Regions from separate parts of the Homo sapiens genome. Here all the other regions are linked to region 1. Evidence: chromatin contacts called from ENCODE Hi-C or POLR2A ChIA-PET data. All regions are on one chromosome and are shown on one strand. The core of a region is the stretch at or near the end of the contact, and the rest is flanking DNA. Distances in the headings are between cores, read along the strand shown.

What was found. A loop is a pair of places that touch in the nucleus more often than their neighbours do. ChIA-PET counts read pairs that join two places held with the same protein, here RNA polymerase II (POLR2A). Pooled maps may share reads with other maps.
Region 2: a map of heart left ventricle shows a loop between it and region 1 (5-fold over the local background). The contact joins two enhancer-like sites. A Hi-C loop is called at or near these places in 66 of 168 maps with a recorded cell type or tissue (A673, B cell, CD14-positive monocyte and 38 more), 31 of 37 single-sample maps with no recorded cell type and 47 of 50 pooled maps. POLR2A ChIA-PET finds 5 or more read pairs at or near these places in 6 of 52 experiments (AG04449, BJ, CD4-positive, alpha-beta T cell and 3 more).
Region 3: a map of pancreas shows a loop between it and region 1 (2.4-fold over the local background). The contact joins two enhancer-like sites. A Hi-C loop is called at or near these places in 61 of 168 maps with a recorded cell type or tissue (A673, B cell, CD14-positive monocyte and 38 more), 31 of 37 single-sample maps with no recorded cell type and 45 of 50 pooled maps. POLR2A ChIA-PET finds 5 or more read pairs at or near these places in 5 of 52 experiments (BJ, CD4-positive, alpha-beta T cell, CD4-positive, alpha-beta memory T cell and 2 more).

What each region holds. Positions count from the first base shown.
Region 1 is chr15:98,523,975-98,526,731 of GRCh38, reverse strand. No RefSeq gene overlaps it. Among named protein-coding and RNA genes, the nearest start is that of LINC02351, 100 kb to the right of the region's middle. Within about 2 kb of position 1,416, at least 4 of the 41 ENCODE cell types and tissues checked have a DNase peak (open chromatin) inside an H3K27ac peak, as active enhancers do; they include ovary, where a contact is called at or near this core.
Region 2 is chr15:98,844,053-98,846,988 of GRCh38, reverse strand. The region is part of intron 2 of IGF1R (insulin like growth factor 1 receptor); the gene reads right to left. LOC124903561 (a long non-coding RNA gene) reads left to right here. Exons shown (of 2, transcript XR_007064773.1): 1 at 1-2,936. Among named protein-coding and RNA genes, the nearest start is that of MIR4714, 61 kb to the right of the region's middle. Within about 2 kb of position 1,593, at least 2 of the 41 ENCODE cell types and tissues checked have a DNase peak (open chromatin) inside an H3K27ac peak, as active enhancers do.
Region 3 is chr15:98,864,848-98,867,645 of GRCh38, reverse strand. The region is part of intron 2 of IGF1R (insulin like growth factor 1 receptor); the gene reads right to left. Among named protein-coding and RNA genes, the nearest start is that of MIR4714, 82 kb to the right of the region's middle. Within about 2 kb of position 1,510, at least 34 of the 41 ENCODE cell types and tissues checked have a DNase peak (open chromatin) inside an H3K27ac peak, as active enhancers do; they include ovary, where a contact is called at or near this core.

The DNA.
Region 1 (2,757 bases), core at 167-2,666:
ATAATTTTGTGTCCTTAAAAATGTGTTCACATTATCCAGAGCAAGAATTGTTCGTACTGTAGTTGAAGAATGACAGCCCACGTTACTAAAAAAAATCAAGTGATTTCAGCCAGCTTTTCCCATGACATACTGCCTCATAGTTGCTGCCAGGTAGTGGCTTTCGGCAAAGTCCAAGTTTCTAAGAGTGAGGCTAGTAAAATGTAAAATGTCTTCGGTAATGTTTCTTAAAATAATGGGCCCATATGATACAAATTACATTTGTTAAACTGAAAAGATTTTGCTAACCTTTGTGGTAAGGTAGTCTTTGAAGAGAATATTTTGCTAGTGATACTAAATCAATGATTAATTGCAAAACATTGATCCCGTTCAAGGTCTTCATTAGTTGACCTTGCAGTTTACATAGGAAGGACCAAAAGGTGCTAGGAAGGGCCTTGGACATTAGGCCTTGCTGGACTGATCAGCAGTGGCTGACCCAGCCGCGGTCGTGGCTGATGGGACAGGCAGTGACCGAGGGAGTGGATCTATTGCTGCAGCCCTGGGAACCCAAGCTTTGATACGAAGATTCTGAATGATTTAAGCATTTTCCCTAAAGGACACCTTAAGACGTACCATTATGTTTGTTTTTAAGGTAACTACGTCAACATATGCTTAAAGGGAATTCTTCAATTTGGGGTTTGCTGGGGGTTTCAGTTTCTTTACAGTCTGCAGTGAATTATCGTTTTAACTGTGTGCCTTTTTCATAAAAGCATTTTACATTGTACTGAAAAGATTGCATTCTTTTGGCTTTGGAAAAATATTTCCTGTTCAGTTCAAGCCATTACAGCCTGTTAGCGTTTCACATCTGGAAGCCTGTGCCTCCCGTCACCAGCGAAGCGAGTGTGGCGGCCTGGCTGGGCCCCCAGCGCCTGCGTAAAGCGCCGGGACTTGTTTACTTCCCAAAGCTCAGCCTTGCGGGTTTTCGGGGAGTGAGGGGGTTCTGAGCGGGGGAGAGGCGCTTCCTTGCTCCCAGGGCAGGGGTGTGTGTGTGGGTGTGTGTGTGTGTGTTCATTGTGTGTGTGTGTGTTCATTGTGTGTGTGTGTGTGTTCATTCTTCCTGGGATGGAGATGGAGGGGTCTTCCTCTTGGGTAATGAGGGAGGTTTCTTTCTCCTGGGGGTGGGGAGGGGAATCTTTCTTCCTAGTGAGTGTTGCATCCCCCCTCCCCTCATGCCTTAAGCAGCTATTTTTCACTCCCACCCAGTTTTCCAGAAAGCCAACCCAAACATTCTCCGTGTGAGAGGGAAGTATCCCTCAGGGAAGAGAACAAATTTGAACAAAAAACGCTGGGCAGCCTGCGGCCTTGGTGTGGGTTGGAGCTGCAGGCCTCAGTCTGGCATCCCTTGTCACCAGTCACCCAGGCTGGGTTGAGGGACGGCCCAGGAGAGGTGGCCCTGGTGCCTGCTCTGTGGCTCTTCTTCCTGGGGAAACAGGGGACTGCGTCCTGCTTTCAATCTTTAAAAGGGAACCAAGCCTCTGGGTGCCACGTTACTTTATGAGCATTAAGCTCTCCCCCAGTTTGCTGTGGTCTGAGAGGGTTAATTTTTGTGGCCTCTGGGACCCTGCTCTCCGGAGGTGAGCCTGATGCTGCCCCCACTCTCGGGATCATTGAGCTGGGCTGTGTCTGCTGATCCTGGTGGCTTCAGTGCTGAGAACACTCCCCCAGGGACCTGTCCCTGTGGCCTCTTGGGTGGCCAGGCACTAGAGCTCTGGGGCAGTGGTGCCCTGGGACAGAGTCCACTGAGTTCTTTGAGGGAGTGTGACAGCCCCCACAGCATAACCTGTAGGGGAAACGATTTCATGGTGTGGAAGGAGCAAAACATTCACTGCATTTCTCCTGATCACACGTGACCAGAAATGATGCCAAGCAAGTCTAGGCTTCCTGCAAGAATCAGGCAGGACCCTGAGCACCCAGGCCTCAGACCTGACGGCCTTGGGTGAGGTGCCCCCCTCCCTGCAAATCCAAATGATCACAGTGTCTTAGCACTCCGCTGGCAGGAGGTCAATTCACAAAGGGCCAAGGTCAGCATCTTCTTGGGGCTGGTCAATCAATGCTCTTCCGTTGAACTTGCAACCTTGCTGTAGGAGACGGGTGGTCCAGATCTGACAAACATCTTTCCCAGAACACAGGGCCAGCGACAGAAAGTAAAAATCAAGATCAGATCTGTCCCTGCCCCTTAACACTGGAGTTCCTGGGTGTGTTTTGAGAAAGGTCGCTATTGAAGTTGGTTTCCATGGGAGGAGCATGCAGCATGCGTGCAGGCCCCAGGGTGGAAGCAGCCCTCTCTCCAGTTTGTTTTTCTTAATTTCTTTGAACGTTCAGTGAATCTTTTTTCAGACTTGTGGGAAGCCACTTGCCCAGTGAGTTGAAATGAATAGCAGTTTCAACAGAGAGCTTAGTTGAACAACCACCCAAATGGACTGAATGCTTTGTATGGGAAAAGCACGGGAAGGGGTCTTCATGGTGGGCTGGGGAGGGGAGGGAAGCTGTGTTGTACTCGGCATGCCCCAGCTCCTCTCGTTGTTGTGAGTTGGGGAGTGACTGCTCTGAGACAGAGTTGAGCTGTGAGTTAGGGAGTCCGGCAAGACAGAGGATGTGGCCCACATGTGCTCATCCTATCCTGGGCTGAACACAGGACTCAGTGTCCCCCAGAGTCCTTGCCCTTGTGTTTTAGGGCTCCAGGAGAGAGCTGGCTGCATTTGAGATGGGCCTTGAGGATGG
Region 2 (2,936 bases), core at 344-2,843, 320 kb before region 1:
AAAGAAAAAGAGTGAACTGTTCCGCCTTTGTCTGATGAAGGAATATAATAATTGGCAGCCATACACTATATTCCCGGGTCAAGGAATTCCTGGGTCATTTTCAGCAAGCCTAAAACAAGGTGTTCACACATTTATTTAAAAATATCCCAACAAAGTGTTGCAAAATTTCCCTTGATTGCAATGATTCTTTAAGCTGTTAACATTAATCTTGGGTGGATGCAGGAGTTGTCCACTGGCTTTCCAAAAGGCATCCAATGCCTTTAAGGCAGCATAAGAGAAACACTGCCCCTCTCGATGAACTGGGTCCCTGAGTCTGGCAGTACTGCCCTGTTCTCCACTGTGTCACCTATACAGGGACCCCTGAGAAGACCAGTGTGCATGAACCAGAGACTGGACAGTGCCTCTGTTACCATCACCGTGTGGTATCATGAAGAGGTAACCATCCCGAAGTCACCCAACTTGTCAGCAGAACTACTGGGAAAAGAGCTTAACTTTTCCTGTACTTAAATTCTTCCATATGTAGTTGGAGTTACAGGCCCCAAAGTAAAGACCTATTAAGCTTGCCTATATTGCTCCTAAATTCTCTACTCGTCTGTTCATTATTTCCAAATTTAATAAGGCCATACTGTTGTGTCTTCATCCTGGTCAATGCATCCAATGATACCTTGATAACTTTATCAGAGCAGTAGCTAGCAGAAGCACAGAGGCACGGAGGATGTTAAAACTGCTCAACACCACGGTACAAATGCATTGTCAGCTTATGTAGGAGTCTGCTTTTTATGCAGGCTTATGCAACTGGTGTAATTTTAAAATTTTATAAGCCATTTGAAAGAGCAACTTTGATATTAATGAAATGGGGAGAAATGTATATACAGTCAAAGAAAAGTGTCTTTCCTTTAGCTGATGTCAGAGACTCCCTAGAAATGAAAAATTATTACTGTCTTTTAGAAAAACAAAGGTTAAATGGAAATAGCACTGGCAGGAGTCATATCACAACAGCAAAATATAACAGGGCCAGGCAAACCAAGGATATTGTTGCAAATGCAGAGCCTTGATCAGGCTCATATCTCGAACCTTTTATTTTGTAAAGCTGCCAATTTTATAGCACAAAAATTTTAGTTAGGGCACCTTTAAGATTCACTGCATCTACTATGAGAAGAGAGAATGTCTTAGAAGAGTTTTTAAAAATACTACTTTGAAACACTTATGGGCAAACAAGAATTGGAACACTAATCACTGTAATTTCCCCACCAGGATCACTAGGTAAGACATTCAGAGAACTGGTGGAAGCAAGTGATGATTCAGATGCAGTAGTAGAACAGAAGATTGCCAATCAACTGCAAACAAAGTGCCGCACAGGCCCATCTCAACTGACAGCAATGGTAGAGAGAGAAGAGAGAAAGAAGAGAGAGAAGAGAAACGAGAGAAGAGGAGAGAGGAGGGGGAGGAGGAGGAAGGAGGGGGAGGAGGAAGGAGGAGGAGGGAGGAGGAGAAGGAAGGAGGAGGAGGGAGGAGGAGGGGGCAGGAGAAGGAAGGAGGGGAGGAGGAGGAGGGAGGGGAGGAAGAGGGAGGGGGAGGAGGAGGGAGGCGAGGAGGAGGGAGGGGAGGAGGAGGAGAGAGAAGAATATGAGAAGGGAAGTTGGGAGAGACACAGCCCGACTGACTCAGATTCCAAATTACATATGCACAAAGCCCCTCAAAGGTTATCATGCCCTATCTGATCCAGGGTAAATGAAAACTAAATACTGAGGCGCAATTCACAAGGAAAGTCAGAGTGTCTACACTGTTAACAACATACATTGAATAAAGTATTAGAAACATATTTACTCTTCTCCCTACTCTCGGTGCTACTGACCGTCTACTGAATACAAGGTACAAGAAGAGTTTGCTAAGTTTTGGGTACTGCCCAGGTCGTTCCACGGCTAACAAGGCAAAAACACTCATGTAAACTCCTTGGTGGGCCTGGTATGTTGTGTGTGGAGAGGGTGCCTGATGATGTCTTTGAACTTCACTTTTTGGTTTCTCAGCTATCTCAGAGGTCTGGCTGTAGAATTACTAATATTTTAAACAATGCAAATGTAATTATAGTTGAAGCATACTCTTTAACAGAAGGAGGGAAAGATTGGCATTTAGAAGCTTCATTCAACTTTTGGCCTTTTCAAGGCTAAATGAATCTTAGGGAAGAAATAAAAAGTTCCCATTGATTCACTTAAAAAAAGATTTCTTGCAATTAACAGATCTAAATCTATGAAAAAGGGAGCATTTATGGTAATTTCCATAATCTCTCACTTTCTCTAGACATTTCAAATCAAATTGTAATAATTATAAAATCCCTCCTTCTCTCTAAATACACACACACACACACACACACAAATATAGTTAATCAGCAAAACTTTTTCTGATCTCAAGGAAATGTCAGTTACATTTACACAAGCCTAACTAGTTTAAGCAATTTATTTGTAAGTAGACATGCCTCCTAGATTAGGAAAAAAGTGTATTTAGCTGTATGGCATGACACGCCCCCTACCCCAAACCGTAAATAGTTTTTTTGGCAGGGAGTCAGCAGAAGAGCTATAAAAACATCTTCAGGGTATAGAAAGATGTTCAGGACTTAGAATATACCTTTTCTCATGGTTCTCTTATCCCAACGTATAAATTGTGACAATTTGTTTAAAAGATTGAACTAAACTATGATATTCTCTTTGTCTTCCAAATTTATTTAGACTTGGTATCCTGTTCTTTCTCTGGAATTTCCTTTGCTTTTCTTTTTGTCAGTAAGCTAAATTACTTCTCCTCCCACATGCATAAAAGCATTAATTTATAAAACACATAGCCATATGTCATATCTCATGTAATTCTATTTTACATTCCACTGCCGCCCAGACTTATCTAACATGAACAAATAGATATTATTTACTGTAGTCAGAATGAGAATT
Region 3 (2,798 bases), core at 261-2,760, 340 kb before region 1:
ACACAAGGCACACAGTCAGATGCAGGTGATGAGATGTACACACAGATAATAATTAGAGGTAAGGATTCACGTCATAAAAGATACCTAACGGGAGGACAAGAACACTTCCAGCCAAGAGGCCCACACGATGGCAAGGCATATGCAAGGCAGGAGTGTGCAAGCAGTGACTTTAGACCTAGGCAAAGGAGCCGTGGGGACTCAAGACTGGCAAGTGGTAGGGGTGGGGCTTCTCGAATTTATGTATTTCAACAGAAAATTATAAATCACTACTCATATTAATATATAACTTAAAATTCTTAAAAATTAGCTCAGTGCTTTTTGCCTTTAAGAAATATTTTAATTAAACAAACCCAATTTGTTTTAAAACTTCACAGAACGAGGTTCAGAAAGTGGCTTTTGTTGCTGCGCAAAGTTGATGCCTACGGATCATCTATTCCTAAAGTTGTTTAGAATGGGTTATTTCTCTCTCTCTCTCTCTCTCTCTCTCTCTCCCCCTTTCTCTCCTGGCACAAGGAAGTTTTACACCATCTACAATCCCTCCGTTAGATTAAAAAAAAATAAACCTCCATTGTGAGAGGCGCCATTGGTGTCTGCCTCCTTGTCTTCCAGTCACAAATGGAGAGGCGGGCTGAAGAACAGCTTCACTGCTCAGGATGTCATGAATTTAAAAAAGTGTAGCAATGGTGCTTGGCCAGACAGAGTGGAAAACAAAGCCTCAGTCATTTGTTTAAACAAATTCACAAAAACAAAAACACTTCCTCCACGTACCCGTACCCAGTGAATTCTAAAAAGGATCACACATTTAGTATGACTTTTAAAACTTTCACTTTCACACATTAAAAACAACATGATGGGAGCAAACAAGCGGACATCACCCCTCACTCGTGCTTATCTATTTCTGGTTTCATTAAGCTGCCGAAACGACCGCCAGCGCTTCCTCTCATCCCAACAGGAAAATTTCATGGCTCCTGAAGGTCTGAGTCAGACTGGAAAGCTCATGAATATTCTGAGTTTCTGGAGCTGATGCAAGGACGTCACTATAATTGATGACCAGGCAGAGCTATCTACTACACGTTTGAACCACTCCTCTGAAATAATTTATCAGAAGTTAGATTTTCGTTTCTAAAGCTATTAATAACAAGAGTCTGTTTCTGATTTTTAAGATGAAGTTCAATCTTTCAAGCCATTCTGCTTTTCAATAAATTCCCTCTATTTGCAGAGGCCCGCATTAATATACTCCTTGCTTTACTGCATTTTAATAAAGGTGATGAGAAAATAAACCGAAGAGAACCTGAAGCTTCCCACATGCAATGGGAAGAAAGCAGCGTGCTGCAGATTTAAATCAGGATCTGCATTTACTGGGTACACGGAAGTGAAGAGAGTACGTGCATCTGTGTGGTGGCGGCGGGGGACAGAGACAGAGGCGTCTTCCTGTGGACGGCAGGAGCGTCCTGGGCTGTTCCGCTGAGATTTGGGCTCTGAGTCATGGGGTGCTCGCGTGGAACAGTAAGACCGAGTTCAACTGAGAACGCCCGCACGTATCCTATGTTAATTTTTCTTTTGCAAACACATTTGCATCTTTTACTTTCATTTTAAACTGCGCCCCGTGCATATGTGCACTACCAACCCATCCGGGTGACGGGCAAGTTGTATCTACTCTGGGAGCCTCCTCCTGCCTGCGAGGCAAGTGGCGACCCCAGAGCGGGAGGTGGGAGCCCCCTTTTCTTACGGTTCTCGGACCGCAGATTTTCCATCAACACTCAATTAGGTTTAAAGATACACTAGGGTGTGTACTGAGATAGTTCAAAATGATTTCCTTCCAACATAAAATGGATCGTGAACCACGGGAATCCTGAGCCCTCCACTTCCCAGCGAGGCAGCATGACTGGTGCTGTGAGACGGATCCACCAGTGATCGAAACCGCGTTCTGCTAGGGAAATTGAGGTTTGGACCACGTGGTCAAGGACAAATGAAAAACCTTTTACGCATTTCCAAATATCAAAATTAAAGAATTAAAAGAGAAAAAAACCCCAAGGAGTTCATATCTTCCCAAACCACAAAGCCACGCCCGGGCCCCACTCCCTTTTCTATCCACTTTAGCACATGCCGAAGCCCAGCGTGGCCTGGGACCACGTGAGGGACGGTGGGCGTGGCCGGGGCGCAGTCACGTGGCCGCTATGCACGCCGAGCCCCACCTCCAGCCAGCCCCTCCTTGGCGGCTGCAGGAGCCCAGCCAGCGATCCAGGCGGCGTTTCCAAACCCAGATCCACGCCTGTACCTGCAATGACTTACAGGATATTTTAGGAATTAGTCCAACATATCCTTTGGGATATCCTTTGGGGTCTGTAAGTAATACTCAAATAGATTTTACCTATCTCGCTGTATTCTGCAGCCAACTTTAAAACATTCATCTGGAAACTGCAAACACAAAATAACCCTTAGTGCATGATATTGTGAATTCTGTGCCCGTCTCCCCTTCAAAAGCTATATAGTATATACTTAGTACACAAACTAACTCAGAATCATGTATCCTACTGTAAGGAGTCCTCTTTGGTCCAGCAAGCATGTGTGATCTGATACCTAGCCTACTGAGATGCCTACGATTCTTTTCTTCACATCTCCCAAATATAACAGCTACATTTCAGACTCCTAAAATTTAATTTGGAATGAGTTACAAATATCAGTGAGGAAAAACGAGGGCCACAGGAAGCTTAGTATAGCTTGCACGCTCTTGTGTGAGGGCCATAATAAAATTACAAACTGGGATGGATTGCATGATATTTAAAAAATTTAGCCAT